Regions from separate parts of the Homo sapiens genome. Here region 1 is linked to region 2. Evidence: read pairs that join two places in POLR2A ChIA-PET (ENCODE). Cell type or tissue: A673. All regions are shown on one strand. Links, peaks and the distances in the headings refer to the core of each region. The heading gives the core; the rest is flanking DNA. Region 1 has its middle 27 kb from the start of FABP7. Region 2 has its middle 50 kb from the start of SMPDL3A.

What was found. ChIA-PET counts read pairs that join two places held together with the same protein. Peaks named below come from ENCODE experiments on the same cell type or tissue, not always from the same donor. Only the 100,000 strongest peaks of a DNase experiment are listed, where the experiment ranks them.
Region 1: POLR2A ChIA-PET joins it to region 2 with 15 read pairs; 4 of 35 experiments call an interaction of 5 or more read pairs at or near these places.

What each region holds. Positions count from the first base shown.
Region 1 is chr6:122,747,954-122,757,244 of GRCh38, forward strand. It overlaps a transcript of FABP7 not described here. Among named protein-coding and RNA genes, the nearest start is that of FABP7, 27 kb to the right of the region's middle. RefSeq lists an enhancer at 7,755-8,334. In A673, for the core only: no CTCF peak of the experiment used is centred there; no DNase peak of the experiment used is centred there; H3K27ac peaks cover 924 bases.
Region 2 is chr6:122,834,506-122,843,796 of GRCh38, forward strand. No RefSeq gene overlaps it. Among named protein-coding and RNA genes, the nearest start is that of SMPDL3A, 50 kb to the left of the region's middle. In A673, for the core only: CTCF peaks have their summits at 3,798 and 5,160 (motif pointing left); DNase peaks (open chromatin) are centred at 3,946, 4,726 and 5,146; H3K4me3 peaks cover 371 bases; H3K27ac peaks cover 2,192 bases.

The DNA.
Region 1 (9,291 bases), core at 516-8,515, 87 kb before region 2:
GTACTGCTGCTGCCTGTCCTCTTAACCACTGTGGGGGGTCCAAAACTAGCTGTAACCAAGAATCTATATATGGGAAGTGATCTGGGTGTCCTGGCTTACAGGTTACCCTGTGCCGTACTTTCGAGACAAGGGACCTGTCCAGGCTTTCTTCTGATGGCCAACCCACCTCTATGGCCAGTCTATCTCACACAAAGTTCTAAGTTTTCCTGGTATCATGATGCCTCTATAGTCTCCCTTAAATCCCTTTTTGAAATTTTTCAATATAGTTCCTAGTGGGGTGGGCTTACTTTGTGCCTGACCCATATTTCCTCGAGACAAAACACCACACTCACACCACACGCACACCACAAAATGAAGAACGGGTAAAAAGGGCACACACACACTTTTACAGTTTACACCAAACCAGAATCAAAACCAAAATCAGAGTATCAAGAAATCCAAGCCAGGTCAAAACCAAAACCAAAGTATCAAGCAATTCAAGTCAAGTCAAAAACAAAAACCAAAGTGCCAGTACAGGCATGCTGTGGGTGATCAGGCCATGCTTCCACTCAAATGGAGTGGGCAAGTTCCAAAGACTAGTCTTACCAAGTTTCAGATGTCCGGACTCCAAGTGCCAGTTCCTTCCCGGTGTTCAGCCACTGTGTTGATCCTCCACGGGGGCCTGCCATGTGCTGCTCTGGCGAGGCATTCCACTGGGGCAATTGCCTACCCGGGAGCGCTCTCAGGATCCACGTCGCTCAAGCTGGCCAGAGTCCCCTGCAGGGATGCTCCACAGGGCAGGCCTAAGCCGCCTAAGGGGCTGCCTCCACTGTCCGTTAATCACCACGTTTCCTGGTCAGGGAACCAAGAAATGTAGCAGGACAAGCCGCAGACAAAACCCCTCAGACACTGAGTTAAAGAAGGAAGTGGTTTATTCCACCGGGAGCATCAGCAAGACTCCTGTCTCAAGAGCTGAGCTCCCTGAGTGAGCAATTCCTGTCCCTTTTAAGGGCTCACAACTCTAAGGGGGTCGCTTGAGAGGGTCGTGATTGATTGAGCAAGCAGGGGGTACATGACTGGGGGCTGCGTGCACCGGTAATTAGAACGGAACAGAATAGGACAGGGATTTTCACAGTGCTTTTCTATACAATGTCTGTAATCTATAGATAACATAACCAATTAGGTCAGGGGTTGATCTTTAACTACCAGGCCCAGGGTGTGGCACTGGGTTGTCTGCTTGTGGATTTCATTTCTGCCTTTTAGTTTTTACTTCTTTCTTTGGAGGCAAAAATTGGGTATAAGACAATATGAGGGGTGGTCTCCTCCCTTAAACCTGGTGGAATGCAACTGAAGGAGAAGGATTGGAGATCTGCACTTATCAAAACAGCAAATCAACAAAAAGGTAAACAGCTTATTTTTCTGAATTTTGAAAACATTTTATGATGCTGCCTACATTTATTAAAGAACACATGACCATAATGATAATAGTGAAAATTAAGTGATGATTAATAGTCTCTCTCTCTGTTTTTATGTGTGAATATTTCCATATTAGGAAAAAGAAGTGTCTTTGTTTCTTAAGGTCCGATGCTCCAAAATGGAATAACGTGACTTATAACCCTAAATATCTACTCTCATGACTGACACCACCCAAGATCCAGGGAATCACTTCATATATATCCTTTCCAGTATCCTATATCCTTGAAAGAGAAGGCAGCTGTATTTAAATGCCACAAATGTTTGTGGGCAGTTTCCTTGCCAGTCTGCAAAACAAATAATGCTTTGAGTGGAGGGAAGATTTGAGCAGGGGAATCATTTAGCTAAGATAAAAGACAAATTAACTTGTCAAATGATTTCTCACAGACAAGAAGAAGGCAGTAGATTCTTGTATTATAAAAGATCATTTCCCGTAATACCAAGCATACTGTTTCTTGCTTCATTTCATGTTGCAGTTTATGGTTCCAGTATTAACCACAAATCATGATGACATTCACAACAGTTGCACCTGGTGGCTGAGGGACATTTTATAGAATTAAGTTATTTATGTTACTTCTAGACATAACATGAATTGTGATACCAGCTCAACTAGCTGAAAATTGAACACGGGAATTATGAGTAGTTTGAATTGTATTAACATACACAATAAGATTTATGTAAATTTTTAAAAATTAAATAAAAACCTTAAATATTCAATTTTAAATTTTTATGTTTTATAATTTTAATAACTAATGTTGAATATTTCATGAGATAATTTTTTGAAAATGTAAAAAATAATTTTAATTTTTGAATTAGTTTACATTAATTTTAATTTGCTTTTTTGATGAAATAGTATTCAAGCTTTGCATGCACTGAATATGATTACATATTGTCTTTTCATCTTTTAGAATAATTGCTACCAGTAGATCTTAAAATAGGTGAAAATATTAATAATTATTATGAAATAATCATTTTGCTAAAATGAAAGCAAGAAAAACACATTTTATGTAATAAATAATAGATCAAAAATTAAACTTGTCTTTATTACTGATTTATACATTAATCATGCATCAACAGTACAACCAGACATGTGCAATAATAACTAAATTCATTTGTCTTTGATATCTTGCTAGTTTTCAGCCTTATGAAACCATAGTGTTTGTTACCCATGTCTTTGGATTTTTTCATTAGGAAAGTGTATTTGGCAAGGTAGGGAGATAAGACATATGTTTAATGGTATGTGAGCCTTATTTTTACCCTCCCCTGGGCCCCACTGCTGTTAAAGGAAGAACTAAACAAAGAAGACAAGAAACTTGGTCTAAACCGGAATGTTGTGTGATAATTTAAGGTGTTGATAAAAGCAGACTTTAGTCTCAGGCAAAGCCAGTGAAGAGAGAAAACTGAAGTCAGGAGTTAGCTGATGAGTGGAAGAATAAGGGAAAGTTGAGAGACTACGCTGAAAAGTTCGGATTTTGAAGCTTTGCCTGTTCTTTTGGACTGCTTGAGTTACTCTGACTTTTTCTGTGTTTTCATGCCAATTATGCTGTTATTTTCAGTCTTTATTAGCTGGTTTATATATCACCTCATAATTCCCAATAGATATCTTTAGTGGGTTCACATGTCTGTGTGAAAATTTAGGTATGCAATAAAATCATATGTATTATGAATAAATAAATATGTGTGCTTAAATTTTTTTCTTTGAGTTCTCTAGTCTAGAAGGTATCATAAAATTGTTGTCAATTAGTTCCACTTACTCTAAATTAATTCAGAATTTTTATTCTTAACCTCTGCATGCCTGTTTTCTCATCCATAAAGTGAGTACTATAGTGGTATTTACATCATAGGGTGGTTGTGAGAATTAAGTGTGTTAATATACGTAAACTACACAGAATATGTAAACTACATGCCTGGTCCCTACATAAATGTGTGCTTCTATTCTTACTGCCTCATCCTTCCTGTTGTCCCTATATTGCAGGTGATGGTGATGGGCTGTGAGGAAGCCAGGTACTGTGGGTGCATCTTGTCCTCAATTTTCACCATCTATGCATGCAGGCATCTATGCCGAGAAGTCTTCCTTTAAAGCTTCCACATAGTTACTACCACATCCTGTCTAAAAGACCCTTCTGGTTTCACTTTACACTTAGTTATTTTCACTTTTTTTGAGCACATAAGAAACATTCAGCTCGGAAATTCTGTGTCAGAGACATCTATTTAAATAATGCAAATGGCACATTCTATTATTATGCTCTGCTATGCTGCAGAACTCAACAAAGCTTTCCACCTTCCACTCCACCTGGGAACTGAGGTACAAACGCTTCAACCCTCATATCCTTCCAAATTTAAGAAGGATTTCTACCTTGTACACCTATTTCAGCACTCAGCCTGAGGAAGGGAAGCCGGCAAAGGAATCTGGGGCTCCTCAGGGCCTTGCTAGCTCCCAGGCTCTCTTGCTTCCTCCCCATCTCCCTCCTTGCTTTCCTCTCATCCCTCTGCCCCAACCCAGGTCATCTTTATTTCCTACAGATCTTATAAAACCTGAGCTGGAGGACTGGCTCTTATGTCAGCAGACATTCTCTCAGGCCCATTGTTTATATCCCTGGGTCCCCAAACCCAAATGCTTTGACTTCTGTAACTGAAAAACCACCACCCACCCCAGCTTTCCACCCCTAACCCCACCACCATCTCCCAATTTTCTTTGTTAGCAAACCTCCCCTAGCAACTTTTCTAATGTACTAATTTGATTGAGGAAAAGGCAAAGGAGCAAATATAAAAAAATCAATGATTTATATTTCAAAATGTTATTTTGTTCTAGTAACTCTGTGTTCTGAGGAAGAAAATTGACTTCTCATTTAGATGTGTTCATCCTTGCCTGCAATCTTTAAAAGGGTGAGAATTAGTTTTCTGTACAGAATCTATTTCACAAAAATAGTAAGTCCCTCAATCATGCATGCATGCACTCTGTGGTTCTATGGGTAATATTTCCTAACCCCTCTGCAGGGTTAAACCTAAATAGTGGGTTACATCTGCAATCTCTTTGGCTAGAATTGTCAACATTTTATATATAGGGGATTTCTTTCCTCTAAATGTTGGCCTAAGCCATTCCCACCCCCAACCTTACCCTCCTGGAGATATTGGCATGATGCTGGCTGAATTTCTCCTTTATGAATAAGCTCTGAGGAAACTTCTTGCATAAGGGGTGAAGAGTTGGTTTTTCTATAGATAGAATCTCTTGGACCTTTGTCTAAGCTAGTACACTTCTGAAAGTGAAAGGGGACACTTAATAATTATGCCAGGACACCATGGGTGAATTTGGATAGTCTCCAGCGAAGTAAGCCTTGTGGCTCTATTTAGAGTTTACAGACAGTGTAGTCTGTTTCCCAACCCAAAATTTTAGCCATCTCTACCCCCTCTACATTGTTATTGCCTAGTCTTTTGCCATCACCTGCTTAGTTCAAGAAAGTTATTAGTCAAGCTGAGGCTTGCATAGGGTTAGTGGTCTCTCTCTGGTTTGTTGAGTCCACTAACTAAGCCTGTGTTGTTTCCATTGTTTTTTGCTGTGGTTTCTTTAAGAGTCCCAGCTAAAGACAAAATGCCATTTTCATAAAGGCAAAGCAAAAGAAAGATGCTTACTCTAGACAAAATGCTTAGCAGCTCTCTGAAAAAAATTCTGTCTGCGAGACTAACCGTTTCTCTCTGGCTTTATAATGAAATTCCAATTCCTCTTCAAAAACAAGATCTGTCTCCCAGCAGGTGCCCAGGCCACTGCTTTCTGGCAGCCCTGCAGGGTAACTTGGGCTATCTGTATTGCTGTGCCTTTGTAGATATCTGTTTCGGAAATTCAGAACTTCAAGAATGGGCTCTAAAGATAATTTTCACCCCTCCCTAAGTGTTCTCCACTGATTTAGCAAATTGAATCTTGGCAATTTACAAGGCTCTGCTGCCTCTTGTTTCTTTCTTTACATAGACTTCTGTGCATCTACTCAGAAAATTGAAAGCATTCAGTAATTCGCTCACACTCAGTCTCATCACTGTCTACTGGTTTATCTAGAACCGTATTGACCTTGGAGTCTGCCTCCTCCCCAAGTTCTCGCCCATCTGTCACCTCAAGATGACTTGCTGTGGTGCACATATTTGTCATGGATGAGCTCCTACACACAGTGGGTACTGTCACCGATAGAGGGTCATGACTGCAGGTTGTCCAGGTTCTTGGCATTTTGAACAAAGAATTGGATAAAACGCCCAGCAAAACGAAGGAATGAAGCAACAAAAGAACGAAAGCAGGGATTTATTGAAAATGAAAGTACACTCCACAGTGTGGAAGTGGACTCGAGCAGCAGCTTAAGGGCCTGGATACAGAATCTTCTTGGGTCCAAATCCCGCCCCCCCCCCGCCCACAGAAGTTTTCCATTGGCCACTTCATGCTCACCTCATGTAACTGAAGTGGTAGCTGGCAATCAGTCTGATTGGTTGCAGACAGCTACCATTCAGAGGCTGGAGTGAAGTTACAAAGTTGCAAACAAAGACCAGACGGGCACTCAGGATAATTTGTTGCCAGTCTTCCATCTGCCACGCAGAAAAGGTCAAAGGGAGAAGCCTCTGGTCCTTTTATTACTTAGGCATGGAAAGTTAGGGTTTTCCTTTCAATTTAGTTATAGGAAGTCAGCATGAAACAGCCTTAGGTTCCCTGCCTTCAGACCCTATTCTCCTGCCTCAGGTACCATTATCAGCTCACAACACTTAGCTGTATAAGAAATATAATTTTATTTTTCTAAATTTAAACTTAGTTTTAAATAGGAGTTCCACAAAGTGGTTTCTGCCTAATCTTTTTCAATCCTAGATAAGCTCAGTTCACTTAAGGATGGTCTTCAGTTGATGAATGTGTTATATTTCATAGAGAAAATTAAACAAATATTTCCTCATCTTCTTCCACCAAACCACCAGCTTCCTGCTTCAGTGTCCACGTGCTCTGCCTTCCTCCTCCCTATTTCAATGGAAGAAATGTCTCCATGCCTGAGGCAAGTCCTCCACTGTGCTGCAGCTCTCAGACGCTTCCAACTTCTGGACGACTTTTCTGAAATGATCCACCTTTTCTTCATTTGCCCCAAGACCTTCAAGATCTCAACTTTTGTCAAAGGTTCAGGCTTCTTAAACTGAAAAACATTCGCTTTAAAACTCCTTCCTCCCATGCTCCCCATCCCCCCACCCCCCACCCACTTTTCAGTGGTAACAATGGGTGTTTTGTCCAATTCATTCAGATCATTGTTTCCTTCTGTCTCTGTGTAGCCTCCTTTGAAGTACATGTGCTAAGACTATCCTCTTTTCCGTCCCCACTTGTTAGCCTAAGAACTTCCCCTCATACCTCTTGATTTCATGAAAATTGAATTACCTGGCTCACCACCTATCTCTTAAACTCAGCATCATTTTCATAGCCCTCGCACCCACACAGAAGATCTATCCAACTCCCAGGACTTGCAGTTCCCTGGTGTCCCTTTCAATTACAATGTTCTCCACCTAAACTCACCAACCTTTCTACTGGTTATTTCCCAGGTATTGACATCACCACTAACTGTACCACTCCCAGATTCTCATTCTCTAACAATCACTTTTTTTTTTTTCCAGTTCACTACTTCCAATAGTGCTACTCCAAAAGGCTTTAACACCAGGGATTTCTAATCAATTTACTCTACCATTTCTTCCCTGTGTCCTCTCTCTCTCACTTACTCACCTTGCCAATACTTGGCTTATATGCCATGATCTATTGCTGTACTTCCTTGCATATATCATAAAGTCACTTGACCCTTTCTCTCTCCATTGTCCTCACCAAGTGAAACTCAACCCTAGCAAAATTCATCTCTCTTCCTACTCTGGGCTGCATTTGAACACTAAAAAACATGTACTTCTTTTTATTATTAATTTACATTTACGTTACATCTCATTATAATATAGTATGAACTATTATATTATAAAATATATTATAAAGTGTGAATTTTTACTTATAACCTTGATTCTTAAGTGAGAATTCAACATTTTCTACTCCTCCCAATATGTTTTGTATTTTTTTTTTTTTTTTTGAGACGGAGTCTCGCTCTGTAGCCCAGGCTGGAGTGGTGCAATCTCGGCTCACTGCAAGCTCTGCCTCCCGGGTTCACGCCATTCTCCTGCCTCAGCCTCCCGAGTAGCTGGGACTACAGGCGCCTGCCACCACGCCCGGCTAATTTTTTTTTTTAATTTTTAGTAGATATGGAGTTTCACCGTGTTATCCAGGATGGCCTTGATCTCCTGACCTTGTGATCTGCCCGCCTCAGCCTCCCAAAGTGCTGGGATTACAAGCATGAGCCACCGCGCGTGGCCTCCTCCCAGTATGTTTCTTGAATGAATACCTTCCCAATTTCTATGAGGTGCTGGGTCTGACCAGCAGACCCCAGCCAAACGACAGATGAAAAAATTCACACAGACACAGGTATCCATTGAAAGAGTGGGTTAGGGGACCAGGCCACTTAAAGACATCAAGGAGGATGCTGTAAAGAGTCACAGCGGCTGCAGTCCCAACAAGCCAGTGCTGCGGGCGTTTATACAGTACAGATTTAATGACAAAGGCTTTGAGTCAACACACTTGTGGGTAATTAACATGGCCGCCCCTCCTCCGGGGATAGAGCAGTTCTGCGCTCCCCCCTTTCCCCTCCTCTCCCCAACGGGAGAGAGCAGATGATTACAGGCCAGGTTCCTGGAGACATGAGTAAACAAGCTATTCAGATAAACTCCCCTGCATTCTTTTGTACCTACTTCTCGCCCTTTGCCCTGGGGTAAGAACCACCGCCTTTGGCTCATTCTTCCCCCAAGCTTTGCAAAACCTCCTGGCCTTCCAAGAAGGTTTGCATCTTTCTATAATTTTTATAATTTTTCCCACCACCCTGATTGAACTCCTACAGTGAGGTAACTATTTCATATTTTCCTTAACTGCTGAAATACCTTCCCCTCTTCATTCTATTAATGAAGTTGCTTCTAATTTCAATGAGAAAATAGACCCAATTAAAAAGGACTTCCTGTCGGCACCACCATGCTCACCAACATATATGCATCTGTAGCAATATAATCTGCATTCTACTCTCATCTAACCTCAAACTTCTACTTATATCCCATGTCCTCTGTTCTCTTGCTCACTGAAATGCTTTGTTCCTTCAATCCTCTCTATCTAACTACTGCCCCAATTTCTGAGTCCTTCTTTATGAAAAATTCTTTAAAGGACTTGTCGATAATACATCCCGTTTGTCTCTTCTTAGTTTCTCTTAAAGCCACTCTCCTCCAGTCTATGGAAATCACTCATCAAAGTCATCAATGACTACTACATTACCCAGTCTGAAGATCAACTCTATCTTTGTCTTTCCCAACTTCTCATCAGCACTTGACAGGTGACCACTCACTCCTTAGAGCGCTTCTTCCTTTGGCTTCTGATATATGACACTATCCTTGTTTTCCTCTCATTTCACTGGCCTCTCTTTCTCAGTTTCCTTGTCTGGATCCTTCTATTCTTCCTGTTTTATGAAAGCTGGAGAGTTCCTAAGGCTCAGGCTTTGAATCACTTCTTTGCACTGTCCACATTCACTCATGGGAAACTAAGGGTTAAGTGATCTATTAATAATTTGGTCCCATGGCTTTAAAGATCAATCATATCTTCTGGTTTCTCCTAAGTGTATATCTTAACCATAAACCTCTCTTATGAACTCCAGACTGCTATATTCAAAAGTCTACCGTCTGATATCTGCCTTGAGTGTATAATAGACATCTCAAACTTATTTCCAAGAGAGAGATACTGATTTACCCCTTCCAATCCAATTTTTT
Region 2 (9,291 bases), core at 691-8,690:
TTCTAGTTATGAAGCAGAGGCACCGAATCACACACTTCAAATCTTTGTCACTTTTAACAAAGCTGATTGATTATGTGAGTTTATGCCTGTCACCTTTCCTTTGGTAAAGGAAGCCTTAGCTTTGTCTTTAATGTCTGAAATGTTAACAAGAATATCTTTATGTATTATTTAATAAATTTTTTATTTGATAAGTAAAGTAGCATTGTCACTGTAAAAAAATTAGAAAATGCAGAAAACATGAAGGAGAAAAATCATTCCATTATTCTATTACATAAAGGGAACCTCTCTTATTATTAAGTGATTGATAGGCTGACAGGTTATTTGCTAAAAGGAAAGCATCCAACTATCCAAGTTAGTTCTGGCACTTTTCTTTTTTAGTACTTGTTGCAGCTGAAATGATCTAATCCAGGGGTGTTCAATCTTTTGGCTTCTCTGGGCCACCTTGGAAAAAGAAGAATTGTCTTGGGCCACACATCAAATACAGTAACACTAATGATAGCTGATAAGCTTAAAAAAATTGCAGAAGAGATCTCATAATGTTTTAACAAAGTTTATGAATTTGTGTTCAGCCACATTCAAAGCCATCCTGGGCTGCATGCAGCCCATGGGCCATGGGTTGGACAAGCTTGATCTAGTCCTTTGTGAAATTTTTATTTTTATTTTTGGCTATCTCTCCACAACAAATATATAAGCTCCATGAGGACAGGTGTTGTTTTCTATGTTGTTCACTGTCGTGTCCCCAATACTATTAAGAACAATGTCTGACACTAGAAGCCATTCAGTATTTGTTAAATATTGCATTAATGAACAAGCATGAGTTACCTTTCAAGAGTCCTTGCCCAGTTGAACCTATCCTGTCTAAGCAATTTTTTCTCTTGATACTTAAATTAGCATTACAGAAAGAATCTTTCCCTAAGCTTTACATAATGTTGCAAAATCAGAAGCTAAGACTGTTGAACACTATGGGTTTGCACGGTTAGGGCAGGTTCCTTTATGTTTGTTATTAAATGATTGTTCTATTACTGGACTTCTTGGGTTGTTCAAGCTACTTTTCTTTGGTTTTCACTGAACGGAATGGCATGGATGGATGGCCATGCCTTCCTTCAATTCCTTCTGGCCTCACTGGCCTTTTGAACCTGCCAAACTCTTGTGCAGGACCTTCGCATGAGCTGTTCCCGTGCCTAGAAATCTCTTCTATGCTCTTCAGGGGACAGTTCTTTCAACTCTGTACTTGGCTGTCAGTTTCCCAGAGCAGACCCCTGACATTGTAGAGGTGTCTGTGTACACACACTTATCACTGTCTGATATGATATCACAATTGCTTAACTATTCATACATATGACATTTGTATCTATTACCTCTGTTCCCCCATCTTGCACTAGAATGTTTTCATGAGAGCATGAAATGTTTTTTGTTTACTGCAGTATCCTATAGACAGACTAAAGTAGCCAAAGCTTTATCCAAGAAACCTTACATTTACATGATATGTGCTAAGTACTAGGAATTTTAAGATGACTATGAGACTATCCCGGAGCCTCTGCTATGAACAGGCATTGTGAGCATTGCCAAGGATACAACCTTGAAGGAAGTGAGGTGAGGCAGGGTGATGCAGATAGATAATTAGAAAAATACAAATCTATCTAGGTGGTGCAGATAGATAATTAGAAAAATACAAATCGTTAAATAATTACAGTTTTGATAAGTGCTGCAAAGGAAGTCCCAGGTACTAGAATATAGCTGGGATCTGGCTTGCATGACTTTGTTACAGTAGGTGGCTAGTCAGGCATGAATGGGGCAAGAGAGGGCTCCCCCATCACCCCATCAGAAAAGTCGGGTGACCATCAGGTGATGGTCAGACAGTTGTCACACTGCCTCTAAAATAATAATTGGTCGCAGCCAGTGCCAGGGAAAGGCAGTTTCCCTATAGACAGGAAAAAACTGAAACTGGTGATCAGCAGCTTCCTGATGAGATCTTAGGAGCTGGGCAAGTGGGCTCACACATGTGCACTAAGAGGCAAAACGGTGGAATTTAACTGGTATATGACCTTCCGCGCCCATTCCACGGCAAAAGGGAAGAATGCCTCAGGTGAGCATGCGTACAACTCCAGTAAACACACCGTGCATGCTCCCCTCCCAAGCACTAGCAGGCCACTGTGTATGTGGACAACCCACACCAAGAGAAGAATCAGGGGAGAAGGAACGCAAGACCCAGAATCACGCCAACATATAAAACCCCAAGTCGGGCCGGGTGCAGTGGCTCACGCCTGTAATCCAGGCACTTTGGCAGGCCGAGGCGGATGGATCACGAGGTTAGGAGTTCAAGACCTGCCTGGCCAACATGATGAAACCTTGTCTCTACTAAAAATACAAAAATTAGCCAGGCGTGGTGGCGGGCACCTGTAATCTCAGTTACTCAGGAGGCTGAGACAGATAATTGCTTGAACCCGGGAGGCGGAGGTTGCAGTGAGCCCAGATCGCACCACTGCACTCAAGCCTGGGTGACAGAGCAAGACTCTGTCACCAAAACAAAAACAAAAAACAAACAAAACAAAAACAAAAAAACAAAACCCAAGTCAAAAGGTCAAACCCTGCACTTGTCCTTCAAAGTCGCTTGCTTGGGCCTCTTCCAAATGTACTTTTTTTTTCTTTTGTTCCTGCTCCAAAGCTTTTTTTTTTCTTTCCTTTTCTTTCTTCCTTTCTTTCTTTTTTCTTTTTCTTTTCTTTTCTTTTCTTTTTTTTTTTAAGACAGGGTCTCACTTTGTCACCCAGGCTGGAGTGTAATAGCGTGATCTTGGCTCACTGCACCATCCACCTCCCAGGCTCAAGCAATCCTCCCACCTCAGCCTCCTAAGTAGTTTTTTAAAAAATTTTTTTGTAGAGATGAGGTTTCACTATGTTGCCCAGGCTGAGCTCAGATGATCCACCTGCCTCAGCCTCCCAAAGTGCTGAGATTACAGGCATAAGCCACTGAGCCGTGCCCCTGCTCTCAAATTTTTAAGTCAACTTTCACTCATGCTCTAAAACTTGCCTCAATCTGTTCTTCTGCATTATGCCCCTCAGTCGAATTTTTTCTTCTTTGAAGACAATAATTGAGGTGGCTGCAGACCCGTATGGACTCACTGCTTGTAACTCAGATACTCACCACTGCTAACAGTTTGATTCATTCCAGGTACCCTATCTAATATTGCTCAGAACATTAGACAGAAAGACAGAGGAGTTTACTTAGTGCTCTTCAGATGCACGGTGTGGATGCTTTCTTTCTCCATTTCTCTAGCAGCCCTGTACATTTCCAACCAGAGACACCCACACATACCTATAGAGTTAGGACAAAGACACAAGGCTCCTAGGTTGGTTTTTACTTTAAGTAAAATTCTGTGAAACAGGGATGTGAATTAAATATTCTGAAATAAGTCAAATATTTGGATTAAGAATTGCCCTAAAATAGAAATCACCAACCCCATACCAGAGATGGATTTAATTAAAGTCACTTAAATACCTGATCCTGATAAAATCATTATGATTTTCGCTGGTTGCGGGCTTCATATGCAATGGTAAAATGCAATTTGGGGAGTATTTATTTTGAGATGCCATGTTAAGTCAATGCCCAAACTAATCTCCACAAGCCCTTTGATGACACTTTAATTCAAGCCAACAAAATGGTGTGTGAATTTTATTAGGGGCAATACAATATACAAATAAATTAGTTTAAACTATAATTTTTCTCTGTCATACAAATACTTTATTGACCAGAGAGCAACTCTTTACTGCCATCCCCTGATCTGTTGTGGAAATACTGCTTCTACTGGAGAAAACTAAATTATTCTATGATAGTACTAAGAAAAGAAAATTTAGTCTTTTAATCCCATGGATAAAGTTAAATGGCTTCTTTTCTAGGATGCAATATTGCCTGGATTTCAAATTGCTGTACATTAGCTTCTCCCCAAAAGTAATAAGAAACTATAGCATTTAGTTGATGCTATCTTAGAGCCCCGGGATCTCTTAAGTGGTGCTAACTTTTCTTCTCTTTCCGGAAATATTACTCATTCTCATTAAAAAAATAGATGTGGGAATAACTAAATTGAGTCAAGCTCACTCACTGATATAGCTTTACTTCACACAAAAGGGCCTTTCTATTGAACCTGTGGGTATTTAACTGAATTCCAGTAGCTCAAATACAATTTTATGAGAAATTCGTTGCCCCTTTCTTCCAGCCTGAATATGAAATTAAAATAGGCAGGAGAAGTTGAGAGGGTGTCCTGTTTAAGCAGGGTGGTTAGACCATTTACATTCAAGTTTAATATTGATACATGAGGTTTCGATCCTATCACGATATTGTTAGCTGTTTGCTTTGTAGTTTCTGCTGTGTTTTTGCTTTCTGGGGTCTGGGGGCTTTGTACTTCAGTGTGATTTCTGTTTGTTTTAGAATCATGGAATGTTAGAACCAGAAGTAAATGAGAGTCAACAAATCAGGTGCTAGCCCTTTGTGATAGTTAATACTGAGTGTCAACTTGATTGGATTGGAGAATACAAAATATTGATTCCAGGTGTGTCTGTGAGGGTGTTGCCCAAGGAGATTGACATTTGAGTCAGTGAGCTGGGAAAGGCAGGCCCACCCTTAATCTGGGTGGGCACAATCTAATCAGCTGTCAGCATGGCTAGAATATAAGCAGACAGAAAAATGTGAAAAGAGACTAGCTTAGCCTTCCCAGCGTGTATCTTTCTCCCCTGCTGGATGCTTCCTGTCCCCGAACATTGGACTCCAAATTCTTCAGTTTTGGAACTCTGACTGGCTCTCCTTCCTCCTCAGCTTGCAGACAGCCCATTGTGGGACCTTGTGAACGTGTGAGTTAATATTTAATAAACTCCCCTTTTTATATATATATATATATATATATATATATATATATATATATATATTCCATTAGTTCTGTCCCTCTAGAGAAACTAATACGCCCTTGCTGAAACCAAGGTCCAGAGAGTGAAGTGATGTTCAAGGTCACATAGCAAAACAGAGGTTGATTCTGCTACCCCTGATATCCTCTTCCACATAGGCTCTTCATGGTCTGAGTTTGGAAAACTCATCTTGTCTGTGTGCACCTGGGTTGTGATAGCTTCCCCAGCTTTCATCAAACCCTTAATTCTGTTGTGCTGCCCCCTGGTGACAAGGATTATCTACTACAGCTACAGAATTTGGCCCAAGCATGCTCCTCCCTCTGTATTCATTCAGTTGACAAATATTTATTGAGATCTACACTATGCCAGTCACCTTCTAGACACTGGAGCTTCAGTAGTAAAAAAGCAACGCACTATCTCTGTCAAACACATTAAATAACACACAAGGCTATGGAGATGATATATCAGAGAAGGGACAGGCATAGTGGCTGGAGAATTGCAAGTTTAAATCATGTGTTCCTAGGTTGACCTCTCTGGAAATAAGACGTTTGAGACAAGATTTGAAGGAAGTGAGGGCATAAGCCGTGCTGGGGCCAGGGGAAGCATGGCCTGGGCAGCAGAAATGTGAAGATGCCAAGGATCAAGAGGGCATCTGCTGGTTCTGAGGAACGGTAAAGAGGCCATTGTGCTCTGAGCTGAGTGAGATGCAGAGAATAGAGACAAGCACAGTGCCATGCAAAGGCAGAGAAGGGAAGGACCAGTGGGGCCTGCAGGCTGGAGCAAGAGTTTGGTTTTTCTCTGGATATGGGGACTGTTGGTGCCGTGACTCGGATCGGGGGACCTCCCTTGGGAGATCAATCCCCTGTCCTCCTGTTCTTTGCTCCGTGAGAAAGATCCACCTACGACCTCAGGTCCTCAGACCGACCAGCCCAAGGAACATCTCACCAATTTTAAATCGGGTAAGTGGCCTCTTCTTACTCTTCTCCAACCTCTCTCACTGTCCCTCAACCACTTTCTCCTTTCCACTCTTCAATCTCTCCCTTCTCTTAATTTCAATTCCTTTCATTTTCTGGGAGAGACAAAGGAGACACGTTTTATCAGTGGACCCAAAACTCTGGCACTGGTCACGGACTGGGAAGGCAGCCTTCCCTTGGTGTTTAATCATTGCAGGGACGCCTCTGATTATACACCCACGTTTCAAGGGTGTCAGACCACGCAGGGACGCCTGCCTTGGTCCTTCACCCTTAGCAGCAAGTCCCGCTTTTCTGGGGAAGGGGCAAGTACCTCAACCCCTTCTCTCCTTGTCTCTACCCCTTCTCTGCTTTTCCAGGGACAGGGCAAGTACCCCAACCCCTTCTCTCCTTGTCTCTACCCCTTCTCTGTTTTTCTGGGAGAGGGGCAAGTACCCCTCAACCCCTTCTCCTTCACTCTTAGCGGCAAGTCCCGCTTTTCTAGAGGAGGGGCAAGTACCCCAACCTCATACCTCTGTGCCCCAATCCCTTATTTCTGCACCCCAACCTCTTATCTGTGTGCCCCAATCCCTTATTTCTGTGCCCCAACCCCTTATTTCTGCACCCCATCCCTTATTTCCGTGCCCCGACCTCTTATCTCTGCGCCCCAACCCATTTTCCCACTTTTCTGGAAGGTAAGAACCCCCGAACCCCTTCTCTCCATTTCTCTACTCTCTCTTTATGGGCAACCTTCTACCCTCCATTCCTCCTCCTACTCCCTTGGCCTGTGTTCTCAAAAACTTAAAACCTCTTTAACACCTGACCTAAAACCTAAATGCCTTATTTTCTTCTGCAATGCCGCTTGACCCCAATACAAACTTGACAGTAGTTCCAAATAGCCAGAAAATGGCACTTTGAATTTTTCCATCCTGCAATATCTAAATAATTCTTGTCTTAAAATAGGCAAACAGTCTGAGGTGCCTGACGTCCAGGCATTCTTTTACACATCAGTCCCTTCCTAGTCTCTGTGCCCAGTGCAACTCGTCCCAAATCTTCCTTCTTTCCCTCCCACCTGTCCCCTCAGTTCCAACCCCAAGCGTCACTGAGTCTTTCTAATCTTCCTTTTCTACAGACCCATCTGACCTCTCCCTTCCTCCCCAGGCTGCTCCTCGCCAGGCCGAGCTAGGTCCCAATTCTTCCTCAGCCTCCGCTCCTCCACCCTATAATCCTTTATCACCTCCCCTCCTCACACCTGGTCCGGCTTAGTTTCGTTCCGTGACTAGCCCTCCCCCTCCCGCCCAGCAATTTACTCTTAAAAAGGTGGCTGGAGCTAAAGGCATAGTCAAGGTTAATGCTCCTTTTTCTTTATCCCAAATCAGATAGCGTTTAGGCTCTTTTTCATCAAATATAAAAATCCAGCCCAGTTCATGGCTCGTTTGGCAGCAACCCTGAGACACTTTACAGCCCTAGACCCTAAAAGGTCAAAAGGCTGTCTTATTCTCAAAATACATTTTATTACCCAATCTGCTCCTGACATTAAAACTCCAAAAATTAAATTCCAGCCCTCAAACCCCACAACAGGATTTAATTAACCTCGCCTTCAAGGTGTACAATAATAGAAAAAAGTTGCAATTCCTTGCCTCCACTGTGAGACAAACCCCAGCCACATCTCCAGCGCACAAGAACTTCCAAATGCCTGAACGGCAGTGGCCAGGCGTTCCTCCAGAACCTCCTCCCACAGGAGCTTGCTACACATGCCGGAAATCTGGCCACTGGGCCAAGGAATGCCCGCAGCCCGGGATTCCTCCTAAGCCGCGTCCCATCTGTGTGGGACCCCACTGAAAATTGGACTGTTCAACTCACCTGGCAGCCACTCCCACAGCCCATGGAACTCTGGCCCAAGGCTCTTTGACTGACTCCTTCCCAGATCTTCTCGGCTTAGCAGCTGAAGACTGACACTGCCCGATCTCCTCGGAAGCCCCCTAGACCATCACGGACACCGAGCTTCGGGTAACTCTCACAGTGGAAGGTAAGCCCGTCCCCTTCTTAATCAATACGGAGGCTACCCACTGCACATTACCTTTTTTTCAAGGGCCTGTTTCCCTTGCCTCCATAACTGTTGTGGGTATTGATGGCCAGGCTTCTAAACCTCTTAAAACTCCCCAACTCTGGTGCCAACTTAGACAATACTCTTTTAAGCACTCCTTTTTAGTTATCCCCACCTGCCCAGTTCCCTTATTAGGCTGAGACACTTTAATTATCTGCTTCCCTGACTATTCCTGGACTACAGCTATATCTCATTGCCGCCCTTCTTCCCAATCCAAAGCCTCCTTTGCATCCTCCTCTTGTATCCCCCCAACCTTAACCCACAAGTATAAGATACCTCTACTCCCTCTTAGGCAACCGATCATGCACCCCTTACCATCTCATTAAAACCTAATCACCTTTACCCTACTCAACGCCAATATTCCATCCCGCAGCACACTTTAAAAAGATTAAAGCCTGTTATCACTCGCCTGCTACAGCATGGCCTTTTAAAGCCTATAAACTCTCCTTACAATTCCCCCATTTTACCTGTCCTAAAACCAGACAAGCCTTACAAGTTAGTTCAGGATCTGCACCTTATCAACCAAATTGTTTTGCCTATCCACCCGGTGGTGCCAAACCCATACACTCTCCTATCCTCAATACCTGCCTCTACAACCCATTATTCTGTTCTAGATCTCAAACATGCTTTCTTTACTATTCCTTTGCACCCTCAATCCCAGCCTCTCTTCGCTTTCACTTGGACTGACCCTGACACCCATTAAGCTCAGCAAATTACCTAGGCTGTACTGCCGCAAAGCTTCACAGACAGCCCCCATTACTTCAATCAAGCCCAAATTTCTTCCTCATCTGTTACCTATCTCGGCATAATTCTCATAAAAACACACGTGCTCTTCCTGCCAATCGTGTCCGACTGATCTCTCAAACCCCAGCACCTTCTACAAAACAACAACTTCTTTCCTTCCTAGGCATGGTTAGCACGGTCAGAATTCTTACACAAGAGCCAGGACCACACCCTGTAGCCTTTCTGTCCAAACAACTTGACCTTACTGTTTTAGCCTAGCCCTCACGTCTGCATGCAGCAGCTGCCGCTGCTTTAATACTTTTAGAGGCCCTCAAAATCACAAACTATGCTCAACTCACTCTCTACAGTTCTCATAACTTCCAAAATCTATTTTCTTCCTCATACCTGACGCATATACTTTCTGCTCCCCGGCTCCTTCAGCTGTAGTCACTCTTTAAGTCCCACAATTACCATTGTTCCTGGCCTGGACTTCAATCTGGCCTCCCATGTTATTCCTGATACCACACCTGACCCCCATGACTGTATCTCTCTGATCCACCTGATATTCACCCCATTTCCCCATATTTCCTTCTTTCCTGTTCCTCACCCTGATCACGC